Regions from separate parts of the Homo sapiens genome. Here all the other regions are linked to region 1. The links are chromatin contacts, found by Hi-C or POLR2A ChIA-PET in ENCODE. All regions are on one chromosome and are shown on one strand. The core of a region is the stretch at or near the end of the contact, and the rest is flanking DNA. Distances in the headings are between cores, read along the strand shown. Region 1 holds the start of ALKBH7 (alkB homolog 7). Region 2 overlaps RFX2 (regulatory factor X2). Region 3 overlaps RANBP3 (RAN binding protein 3).

Region 1 (3,775 bases), core at 960-3,459:
CAAATCTGGTGTCTGTAGAAAGCTGGGGGTCAGCAGGCTGGGGGCGGCTGTCCAGACTCCCCTGGCCCCATGCCCTCAGGGAGGGAGCGGCAGATCACGGAGATGCGCCGGCCCCGGGGAATCCGGCGTTCCCCAAAGAAGGACTCTTCATCCCGAAGGATCTCATGGGAGAAGTCATAACGGGCTGAGCCCCTGCAGGAAGAAACAGGCTGTGACTGGGTGCAAGGAGGGCAGCCCCTGCTCCAGGCAGACCTGGATTCCAGCCTCCTGGATTCCAGCCCCCTGCTGCCTCCCACACAGACCCTGGGGTAAAGGCGTCTTCGGGGAGGGCTGGATTGAGGGAAAGTACCCAGGGCACAGGGTGGGCGGATGGCACATTCTTGGAGGGGTGGGTGCTGCCTGGATGGAGGTACCTAAGGATGTAGAGGGAGCCCGGCTCCAGCAAGAGTTCCAGCCACTCCCCCGGCTCCTGGGTGTGCACCAGCCGCATAACGCTGGGAGACAGGAGAGACAGGCCGGCGATGGTGGCCCCGCAGAACTGCAAAAGAGGCGTGGGGATGGGTCAGGATCTAACCGGGCCTGCCTACCCCCTGGCTGGGAGTGCCAAGGCACCGTCCTCTGCCCACCTTGATGCTGTCCACGTGGGGCTTGATGTAGCCGCGGGCTTCCAGGTCCAGCACGTGCACGGAGGAGAGCAGGGTCTGGCCGGGGCCAAAGGCGGCCGCCTGCACGCGCTGCAGGATGGCCCGGCTGGCTTCTGACCAGCGCGACTTCTCTGTCTCTCGGAAGCCGTGGATGGCCTGCACAGAGAGCTCGGTTAAGCCTGGGAGCTCCCAGAGGGAACAAGGAAACTGAGGCAAGGAGGGGCAGAAAACGGCAAGGGGCTGGTTTCCCTATGTGACTCTTGACCCTGCCCTCAACTCAAACTCCCCTAGCCCCTCAACTATGGCCCTACCTAGGTGTGACCTCAGTCCTTAGTACTCACCCTGAGGCTACAATTCCAGGTCCCCAATGCTGGCCCGGCCCCAGCATTCAATTGGCTGAATCTCCCTACAACTTGACCCCACCCAAGTGTCCTGTCTCTGTCTCTCAACATCATCTGGCTCCACATCCGTTTCCGCCCCTAACCTTGGTCCCAGGTCGCAAAAGTGCTCTCCCTGACCCCAAGGTCCTCATCCCCCAGGTCCCGCCCCTCCCACAGCCAGAGTTTCAGCCCAGCCCCCACCATAGCCCAGCTCCCAAATCCCTGCAATAGCTACCGACCCCAAAAAGGCCCTGCCCCATCCCAGCATGTGTCTCCCCTATCTCCGCCCCCAGCGTGGTTCTGCCCTCTCTAAACCTCGACTTCCCCGTCCCCCCCACAGCATGGCCCCAACCCATCCCGGCGCTTGACTCCACGGACCCCGCCCCAAGCTTGGCCCCGCCCCATCCATGCGCTCGACGACCTGACCACGCCCCAATCCCAGCCGCCACGTTCTTCTGCACTGTAACTGCTAGCAGCGTAATCGCACCCCAACCCTACACCCGACTCCCTGGCCCCACCCCCACGCTCGACTGCGCTGTAACCGCCCCCAAGCGTGGCCACGCCCCATCCCAGCACTGGTCCCCACTGTCCCCGCCCCCAGCGTGGCCACGCCCCGTCCCTACGCTCGCCTCCTGTCCCGCCCCCAGAGTGCCCCCGCCCCATCCCTGCGCTGTCTCCTTTGTCCCCGCCCCAGCGTGGCCCCGCCCCATCCCTGCGCCCGACCCCCCTGGCCCCACAACCCCAGCACCGTAGCCCCGCCCCCACGCTAAACGGTACTGTAACCGCCCCCAGTGTGGCCCTGCCCGGTCCCGGCGCTCGTCTCCTCTGTCCCCGCTCCAAATCCCCGCTCTAGGTACCGCCCCCAGCGTGTCCCCGCCCCATCTGATGCTCCACGTCCCCAGGCCGCGCCCCCGACGAGCCCCCGTCCCTCGCCCCCGGCGCTGCCGGTCTCACCGCGTCCCAGTGATCGTATTCGTAGCGGCGGCGGCGCAGCTCGGGCTCCAGTTCTCGGCTCAGCGTCTCCTCCTCTGCCGTGCTCAGGAAGCCAGGCCGCACCACGGCCGCGTCCTGCAGGCGGCTCAGCACGGAAGGGCCCGAGCCTCGCACCCAGCTGGGCCCTGGCAGCGTCCGCAGCGCCAGCAGCCCAGTCCCGGCCATAATCCCGGAGCGGGGTCATGAGAGAGGGCAGGGTTGGGGAACGCCCCCGCCAAAAGCCATTGGCGGTACCTGCGGCAGCGATTGACTTCCCTCAGAGTCCCGCCTCTCGCTCATAGCTATTGGTTGCTGCTAGACTCGCCTTCACAGGCTATTGGCCTTTTTCCAGAACCCGCCTCCTCTCTTGAGCTTATTGGGCGCCACCTCCCGCCTGACTTACACCAGTGGCTGAGTCGCAAGTCCGTCTGCAGCTTAGCACCGCCTCTTTAATCATTAGAAAACGTACACCCTAGGGGTTGCCTGGCCAAGACTTCATAAGGGGATATGGGCAGTATCTGGTCTGAAGTCCGGAAGTCAGGGGGACTGGGGCCAAGGCCACGGTTATGGAGTCGACTAGGGCTAGAGGTTAAGGGCAGAGTACAGTCAGGCCGAGATAAGGGTCCGGGGTCAGGGGACTGACGTCAAGGCCACGATTATGTGTGTGGTGGGGCCAGCTATCCAGAGTTAGGGCTTATGGTCAAAGGTCAGAGCGAGGTATCATTCATTTCCCCGTCTCCGTATCACTATTACTTTAGGTTTGAAAATGGCATTATGGTTGTCTTTTTGATTCCTCGGCCGGGCGTGGTGGCTCACGCCTGTAATCCCAGCACTTCGGGAGGCCGAGGCGGGTGGATCACCTGAGGTCAGGAGTTCGAGACCAGCCTGGCCAGCATGGTGAAAACCCGTCTCTACTGAAAATACAAAAAATGAGCCGAGCTTGGTGGCGCGCGTGCCTGTAATCCCAGCGACTCAGGAGGCTGAGGCAGGAGAATTGCTTGAACCCAGGAGGCGGAGGTTGCAGTGAACAGAGATCCCGCCACTGCACTCCAGCCTGGGCGACACAGCAAAACATTGTCTCAAAAAAAAAAAAAAGAGTCATCGTTTTTTACAAACGCAAACTGAAAAAAAAATATTTACAGAAAAAAGATCTCTGGGATTTGCTTCCACATAAATCCAGGCTGTGGGGGCAGGGAGGGGGCGGGTAGGGAAGAATCATCTTTGACCGTGAATTAATTGTTGAATTGGTGTGATAAGTACGTGGGGTCTCATTACCCTGTTTTCTCTACTTTTGTTTATATTTATTTTTATTTGTTTATTTTTGAGACAGAGTCTCACTCTGTCGCCCAACCTGGAGCGCAGTGGCACGATCTCAGGCCCTGAAGATTTGCAACCGCTGCCTCTGGGGTTTAAGTGATTCTCATGCCTCAGCCTCCCGAGTAGCTGGGATTACAGGCAACGAACCATCATGCCCAGCTTTTTTGTTTTGTTTGTTTTTGAGACCGAATTTCGCTCTTGTCACTCAGGCTGGAGTGCAATGGTGCGGTCTTGGCTCACTGCAACCTCTGCCTTCCGGGTTCAAGCGATTCTCCTGCCTCAGCCTCCCGAGTAGCTGGGATTACGGGAAGCTGCCACCACGCCCAACTAATTTTTGTTTTTTATTTTTTTGGTTTTTGGGTTTTTTTTTTTTTGACACACAGTCTCGCTCTGTCACCCAGGCTGAAGTGCAGTGGCGGGATCTTGGCTCACTGCAAGCTCTGCCTCCCGGGTTCACACCAT
Region 2 (3,951 bases), core at 1,031-3,530, 320 kb after region 1:
TATATAAAAATACGGTTTTTTATAATTACCTGCGTATTTATCATTTTAAGTGATATTTACTCCTAATAGATCCAAATTTACCATCTGGTATTAATTCCTTTCATTCTGAAGAACTTCCATTAGCATTTCTCATGGTAGGCAGAAAATTTTATCAGGTTTTGTTTATGCAAAAAATGTCTTTATTCCACCTTCAGTTTTTAAGAATAGTTTTGCTGGAGATAGAATTCTGGGCTGATAGGGTTTTCCCCCCCAGCATATTAAAAATGTCACTCCATTGTCTTCTGGTTGCCATTGTTATTGATGAGAAGCCAGTCATCATCTGTGCCCTTGTTCTCCGAATATAATATGTAGTTTTTCTCTGACTGCTTCTTTTAACAGTTTAACCATGACATACCTATCTTGGCTTTCTTTGTATTCTTTTTAGGGTTTGTTGAGATTTTTGGACCTCTAAGTTGATATCCATCACCCAATGTAGAGGTGTTTGGCCATTTTTCAATATTTTTTTCTCTTACATTCTCTTTTTCTCTTCTGGGACTCTCGTTACATATATATTAGACAGTTTGTTCTATTCATGTTTCTTCATATATTTTCTCTTCATTCTTCAGATTGGGTAAATGCTTTTTATCTATTGTTAAGTTCACTAACTCTTTCCATTATCTTTAACCAGCTGTTGAGTGCATCCAGTTAAGTTTTTGTTTCAGTTATTGCTCTAGAATTTCTATTTGGTTCTCCTTTTATACTTTGTTTCTTGATTGAGATTCCCATATGTTCATTCATTATGTATATAACTTCCTTTAAGTTCTTGAAGTTATTTTTAGTAGCTGCTTTAGTCCTTGAATGCTATCTGTATCATCTGGGTTATCTTGCGTTTGGTTATAATTAACTGCTTTTCTTTTTTCTTTTTATTTGTTACTCTTTCTTTTGAGTGTATGTTACACTTTCCTGTTTCTTTTCATAGCTCATGGTTTTTACTGGGTCCTGGACATCATTAATGATGTATTGTAGAATCTGTAGGTTCATCTGAGTTCCCCTGAAGGCAAGTGACTTGGCTAGATTCAAACTCTCCCTCCTGCAACAGGCAGCAGCTGAAATCTTCACTTAATTTTTTTATCTTTGCACTGCTGGTTTTTCCCCAAGACCCCTGGTATCTCCCCCACACCTTTGTGGTGTAGTTGCTTAGCCAAAGATTCAGGTGTATTTTGTAGGAAGATTTGAGGGCTCACCCCTTCTGTGGCTCTCTCTCTTCCAGAATCTCCACACCCCAGCATTCAGAACTCTGTCCTCTGACCCTTCAGGATAACGAGGCTGATGCTTTCTGGCACCCAAGCATTTGTGGACTGGGGCATGCCCACAGGCAAAAAGCCACAGACTCATTGGTCTGACCTATAAGACAACACATGGTAAATAGTGTGTTAAATTAGGGGAACAGGCTGGGCACGGTGGCTTATGCCTGTAATCCCAGCACTTTGGGAGGCTGAGGCAGGCAGATCACATGAGGCCAGGAGTTTGAGACCAGCCTGACCAACATGGTGAAGCCCCGTTTCTATAAAAATACAAAAATTAGCCAGGCATGATGGTGGGTGCCTGTAATCTCGTCTATTCAGGGGACTGAGGTGGGAGAATCACTTGAACCCAGGAGGCAGAGCCAAGATCATGCCATTGCACTCCAGCCTGGGTGACAGAGCAAGACTTCGTCTCAAAAAACAATAATAATAATTAATAAAAATAAATTAGGGGAACACATTCATGTGTAAATGCCTGTGATGTGGAACAACTTGCTTTCTGGAAGGTGCATTCTGGCCATGGTGGACAGACCACGGTCTCGCCATTTATCCCCAACACTCTCATGGCCTCTTCTTACTTAAATAAGGTCTGGAGTTTGGAGCAAAATTATTTCCACCTGCGGAACAAGGAACTGGTCTTAGTCAAGTCAGCATTCTGACTTTATCACTGGTGGACTCCTTTCACAAAGAGTTCTAGTCAAATTATCTCCTAGTATCACTGATGCTACCCGCTTGGCTTCAGACGGGAACAGCATGGTGGATGGTGTGCAAATGACTGATTTAAACATTTAAAGGAAACTGTAAATACAAGCAGCTTGTAACAGAAAAATTCCAAAGGTCAGTTCTGTCAAAGACAGAGAGTGAGTTGAGGACTCAGGAAATACACTATGGGAAATTTACAATCTTTTGAAAGAGTAGAAGGTAGGAGGTGCGGGCTGTGTAAGGTTTAGTTAACGCCCCAGCCAATCACCGTGTGGCTCTGGGGCCATCTAGTGGTGAGAAGTGAGTCAGGCTCACACAGAACAGAAAAATCCCCAGGCACTGGCCGTGGGGCTCTGGGTGGCATCGAAGGCGTTTGGGAGGGGACGGGGGCGGGGGCCGGGGAGCGGTGGTGGTCGGGGAATAGTCCCCAACAATACAGATGGGATTAATCCAGCACACTCGAATTCAAACACACATATCCCTTTCTGCTTTCCTTAGGTAAATTAATTTATTGTAAGTTTGACTTTTCATTTTTAAAAAGCTTAAAATTTTTTTCACTCATTATAAGAGATAAAACCTCTGGGGGTGATAGAGAAACGTAAAAGTTCTAGCAAATGTCTATTGTGTTCTGACGATGTCGTGGGCACCGCGATGTATGTCTGAGGTTCAGTCCTCACCACCCCCAGCAGGCAGGAGCCATGGAGACCCCACACTGGGAGGGTGACATGCTCAAAGCTGGTGCCAGGACGGGGGACTGGTGTGCCTGATCACAAAGCCACCTCCCTACCTAAGTGTGTGTACTTAACTATGTCTCAAATGCTCAACATAGCCGATTGTTTATTTAAAAGTGAAGACTGTTCGACTTTTAGCATTTTCATGGAACAAATTTGTATCATCTGCCACGATATTAAATGAGTGGTTTTATATAGAATTGTAAAACTACCTATTTGAAAGATGTATGCCTCTGACAGCAAAGAAATATATGTTTATACTTTCTTGTGGGCAAAGATGGCTTTGAACAGAAGGCAGTTTTTACTTACTGCCAAAATTCGTGAGGACTTTTATCCAGCCCAGGATAAAATGTACTGTTTCTTTGCTCCCTCTGCAGGTCACCTTTTCTCTCCCTAGCCAGTGGTTCTCACACTGCCCTCCAGGGGTCACTTGGCAATATCTGAACACATTTGTGATTGCCACAGCTTGGGGAGGGGGCGCTCCTGGCATGGAATGGGTGGAGGCCAGGGGTGCTGCTCAGCACCCTGCCGTGCCCAGAATGGGCCTCCAACAGCAAAGAAGTATCCAGCTCAAATGTCAACGGTGCCACAGTGGGGAAACCCAGCCTTAGAGTTTCTCCCGTTGTCGTTTGGGGTGCAGTAGCTTCCCAAATGGCAGTCACCCACCCAGAGCTTTTGATTTCTGGGTAAATGAGGAAACAATTGAGCCCTTCAAAATAGTTCAACCTGCTCAGACTTGGGCACAGAGCCAGTGTCCCGGCCTTCTGTTGAGGAATTCCTGCCATTGTGCGCTGACAGAGCCCTTTTTGGGTTTTATATTTGGAAAACTTTCTCTGGCCCCTCTCTCCTTCTGTGGGACAGTTGTGCAGCCTGTTTCCGCAGCTCCTCACTTAGGCAGTACCACCAGGGTCTCTGCCTTTCGACTTTGAAGAATGTAGCTGGTTACTCCTTCCCTCCCTTGAACTTGTTAGTTGCCTCTTCGGATTTCAGTGCTTGCAGCCCTTGCCCACCCAATCTCTCTCCGCCTTTCTTTAGACCTGAGCATGCAGAATTCCGAGGGTGGAGCGGATTCGCCAGCGTCCGTGGCTCTGCGTCCCTCGGCGGCAGCCCCGCCTGTGCCAGCCTCCCCGCAGGTAACGCGCGCCTCTCAGCAACAACAGGGTGGCCACAGTGTGGACGCGATCTCTATGGGTTTGAAAGCTGCTCAGATCTGCAAAGAGAGGAATCTGTATTTT
Region 3 (3,659 bases), core at 876-3,375, 420 kb after region 1:
GTCCTAGGGCCTAAAACGAAGCCATGGTCAGATTGGCAGCACAGGGATGTTACTCCCTTCCCATGCCTGCGCTTCCTGGGGAGGGGCGTGCTGTCTCATCGAAACGCCTGCGTTTACATGCACCATTGTTTCCGGGGCAAAAATGAAACCTTTCTTTCTTAACTGCCTTGGATGGAGATAGAGTTCTTTCTTTTTCTTTTTAATGTGAAGAGAATTTAAATATCCTTATGTAGGCTGTTCCATTCTTTGTAAAGACTAAACATTTCTTTCAGTTGCTCTCTCTCCAGAGCATTTGTTAATCTGAAGTGGGGAGGCTTTGAGGTTGTACTAGCAGAATAATGGCCATTTGGTAAAAAGAAGGCAGTTACAGAAATGCTATTTAGCAGAAAGTACAGTATCACTGAAAATGTGGTCGTAGGGTGTTTAGACCTGCTTTTGAGGCTTACCGTTGGTGTGATGAGCTTAGCCCTGGTGCACGTGGTTTTTGCCAGCCATGTGTATTTTAGGATGAGGTCAAAGGCTGGCAAACTCTTGATGTCTGATTTTACCAGACATGTTGAAAAACTCCAGGCTTCACCTTAGTTCTTTAGAGCTTACGATTCCTGCCCAGGAGAAATGCTAGGACCTGAGTAGAAAATGCTGGAATGACATTGTTAATTCTCCCATCTGAGAGAGGAAGTGATGTAATACTTCTCAACACTTATACAAATCATTCATCTTAACCAAAGATGACGAATTTGATCCTGTTTTGATGTCTTGGTTTCCATGTTTATGACTTACTTCTTGGTCCTCCTGTTTAGCATTTTGAATTACCATGAGGATGTTTGAATATTTACATTTCAAAAGCAGGGATTACAAAAAATTCAAGTGGTTCTAATTAGAGATAGGCAGTCCCCCACAGAGCTCTGGGTTTAATTTTTCTCTTGTGAGGTGTTAAGTCTCTCACCATCAAGTAGCAACAGACATGGGTGGCTGGACGAACCACGGTGCCCTGTGCAGGTTTAGAGAGCCAGGTTTAGAGAGCGGCTGGTCCGTGGCTCTGCCCTGGATACGAAGAGGCGACAGTGTCCCCTTGATTACTTTTGAGTGAAGATTGCTTTTGCTTTCCTAGGAATTTGTGTACATTCTCTTACATCCTCTTTCTGTAGCTCCTTTCCTCCTCCCGGATCACTGCTTTTTAAGTAGTGCCCAAACCCCGTCTAAAGAGGTCAGCCACTTCACACCCAAGAAGAAGCACAGCCACGTCCACGGGGAGACGGGGCAGCCCTGTAGTCATGTAGGTCACCGAGTGCGAGAAATGGCTCCATGTCGTTGGACGATGCCAAGAGGGAGGTTTGGGGACTGGAGTCTGTTTTAGGACACCAGGTGTTTAACCCATTTCTCAAGAAAAGTCTTGGAGTTACGGCCACAGAGCTCTCAGCCCATGGAAGCCCTGCTGGAGTCCCAGGAACCACCTTAAAGGATGCTGGGTGTTGTACTGTGGGGAGGAAGACTTCTGGAACCGGCTGCTCTCACCTTGGCAGCTTTCCAAATGAGCCCTTGCCTGGGGTGTTGAGGATGCACCTGGGAGAATCCTAGGCTGAGGGGCTCTGTGGATTTGCCCCCCTCCTTCATCTGAACTACCCGCCTGCCACTGATGCAAAAACCAGCTCTCAGTGTCCATGTCACCCCACACTTGCACTCACCGAGGTGGGAAAGCACTTTCTGGATCCTGGGTGTAAGCAGAACAAATGGAAAGTGCTAGAAGAACTGTAGTGAGAGGCAGAAGCCCTTGACCCCGGCGAGAGGCAGAAGCCCTTGACCCTGGCCTCCCTGGTTTCTCCCTAACTTTGGGGTTCCAGCCACCTCCCTCTTTCCTAAAGCACAGAAATGGTGCTGATGGCCAGCTCCCCCACTTCAGTATTTTTGAGATCCTGAAGGGGTTTTAATATTTTGCATGATCGTCCCTGTCCCTTGATCACCAAGGCCCGTAAGCCAAGTAGCTCCTTGCCAGGCAGCCCATAGTTTTGGAAACGAGGGTCCTGCTTCTCATACACTGTAGAGCTCCCTGCAAAGTCACATGGCACCTAGTCCACTCTCACTTCCCTTCCGTCAGCCGGAGAGCCGGTTTTGTTGAGCAGAACCCAGAAGCAGGTGCCTGCTCTCCCCATCTTCCTCCCAGGCGCAGGAGCTGCTGCAAGCTGAGCCAGCTCCAGCCTCTGACCCCTGCCCGCCCTTCCTGCTGTGTGATGCAGCCTTTATTCACATTGAAGGAAAATTGTCTTTTTTGCTCCCAGTCCCCTGCAGAGCAAAAAAACTTGTCGGATTCGGGAGAGGAGCCTCGGGGGGAGGCTGAGGCCCCCCACCATGGCACGGGTCACCCCGAGTCAGCTGGCGAGCATGCCCTAGAACCTCCTGCCCCTGCTGGCGCCTCAGCCAGCACTCCTCCGCCTCCCGCTCCTGAAGCCCAGCTTCCTCCTTTTCCGCGAGAACTGGCAGGGGTAAGTCCACACCTACCCGGCACTCCTACCGCCCAGGGGGAGCCCAACCCAGACCAGCCACTTTCCCTTCGGGTCCCTCAGATCCTGGCCCTAGCTAATTGTAAGCAGCTAATGGTAACTTAAAAGATGACAAGGATTTCTTCCAGCTCGCTTTAATTCATGCTGCTGAAAAGTCAGGGAAGATCGAATCCCCTTTTAGCCTTTTCTAAATTGCCGTGGGAATATATACCCACAGCAAGAGGTGAATCCTGTTTCCCAAAAAAGACACGAGGGGTCAGGAGGAATTGAGTCATGTGAAGTAGAACCTTCCAAACCTAATTTGACCCCTTCACCCTCCTTCCATTTTTCCTTCTTGTTTCCCTGAATGCGGGCATTCAAGTTTAGCGTCTTAGAAACCCAAGAAGCTAAGGCTTCCTTTGATATCTAGGAAGAGGCACTCTCCAACACAGATTGCTTTGCAAGACTGATTGTGTTTGGACTGTGGTTAAGGCAGTGAACTGATTGTCTTCAATCAAAGCAGGAAGAAGAAAAGACTCTTCCTTTGAACCCAGAAGGAATCCCCTGAGCCCTTTATCTTTGTATTAAGAAGCCTTTTGAAGATTATAGGTGGAGAAGATTGTGAACTCTCAAGAACAAGAAATGTCTTGGGTTTTTGAAGTTTGATAAATTGGGAAAGGTAAACATTATCCTACATTCAGGATTGAAAACTCCATCCTGTAGGTAACTCATGACAGAAGACCCCTATTCTCAGGACAGGGAAAAAGGACTCTTAACAAGAAAAGAAGGGACCCAGCTCTACCGCCTGAGCACCAGGCAGCCTTCCAGGCTGGTACGGTCCCAAACCTTATCCCGGACCTCAGCGTTCTTTCTAGCACACAACAGTCCCCGGTTTTTAAGGAAACTGTTAACATTCAGCTACAGCCACCAAACCTCAGGACACTTAGGAAGCACTGTTCAGCCAGGGGTGGGTTGGAGTCCTGTGTTAACATTTTGGAGGAGTCAGTGTGTGATGGAAAAAGAAGCAACAGTCTTTACTTGTGCCATAGGCTATGGGTGTGGGGGAGGTAACGGCAGTAGTGGCCTTCGTGGCACAAAAGTGGGTTTGGGGTAGTGAGACACGGGAGCCGCGGGAAGGAGTCCAGCCAGGAGGCACTTGACCCACAGTGCACTGGGAGTACA

Evidence for each region. A loop is a pair of places that touch in the nucleus more often than their neighbours do. ChIA-PET counts read pairs that join two places held with the same protein, here RNA polymerase II (POLR2A). Pooled maps may share reads with other maps.
Region 2: a loop to region 1 is called in a map with no recorded cell type, with 5 times the contacts of the local background. The contact joins the enhancer-like site here to the promoter of ALKBH7 in region 1. A Hi-C loop is called at or near these places in 1 of 168 maps with a recorded cell type or tissue (heart left ventricle), 2 of 37 single-sample maps with no recorded cell type and 16 of 50 pooled maps. POLR2A ChIA-PET finds 5 or more read pairs at or near these places in 3 of 52 experiments (BJ, T-cell and common myeloid progenitor, CD34-positive).
Region 3: a loop to region 1 is called in a pooled map, with 7 times the contacts of the local background. The contact joins the enhancer-like site here to the promoter of ALKBH7 in region 1. A Hi-C loop is called at or near these places in 6 of 50 pooled maps. POLR2A ChIA-PET finds 5 or more read pairs at or near these places in 2 of 52 experiments (HepG2 and naive thymus-derived CD8-positive, alpha-beta T cell).

The regions. Positions count from the first base shown.
Region 1 is chr19:6,371,228-6,375,002 of GRCh38, reverse strand. ALKBH7 (alkB homolog 7) reads right to left here and starts at 2,209. Exons shown (of 4, transcript NM_032306.4): 1 at 1,979-2,209; 2 at 627-800; 3 at 414-538; 4 at 1-192. The coding sequence starts at 2,182. The coding sequence ends at 30. RefSeq lists a silencer at 1,486-1,885 and an enhancer at 1,555-2,477.
Region 2 is chr19:6,047,305-6,051,255 of GRCh38, reverse strand. It overlaps RFX2 (regulatory factor X2), which reads left to right. Exons shown (of 18, transcript NM_000635.4): 2 at 3,752-3,849. The coding sequence starts at 3,760. Among named protein-coding and RNA genes, the nearest start is that of RFX2-AS1, 13 kb to the left of the region's middle. RefSeq lists a silencer at 2,231-2,350. Within about 2 kb of position 2,280, at least 3 of the 41 ENCODE cell types and tissues checked have a DNase peak (open chromatin) inside an H3K27ac peak, as active enhancers do.
Region 3 is chr19:5,950,214-5,953,872 of GRCh38, reverse strand. It overlaps RANBP3 (RAN binding protein 3), which reads left to right. Exons shown (of 17, transcript NM_007322.3): 3 at 2,277-2,480. Among named protein-coding and RNA genes, the nearest start is that of RANBP3, 26 kb to the left of the region's middle. RefSeq lists enhancers at 1-424, 1-809, 587-1,145, 1,146-1,705. Within about 2 kb of position 2,125, at least 12 of the 41 ENCODE cell types and tissues checked have a DNase peak (open chromatin) inside an H3K27ac peak, as active enhancers do.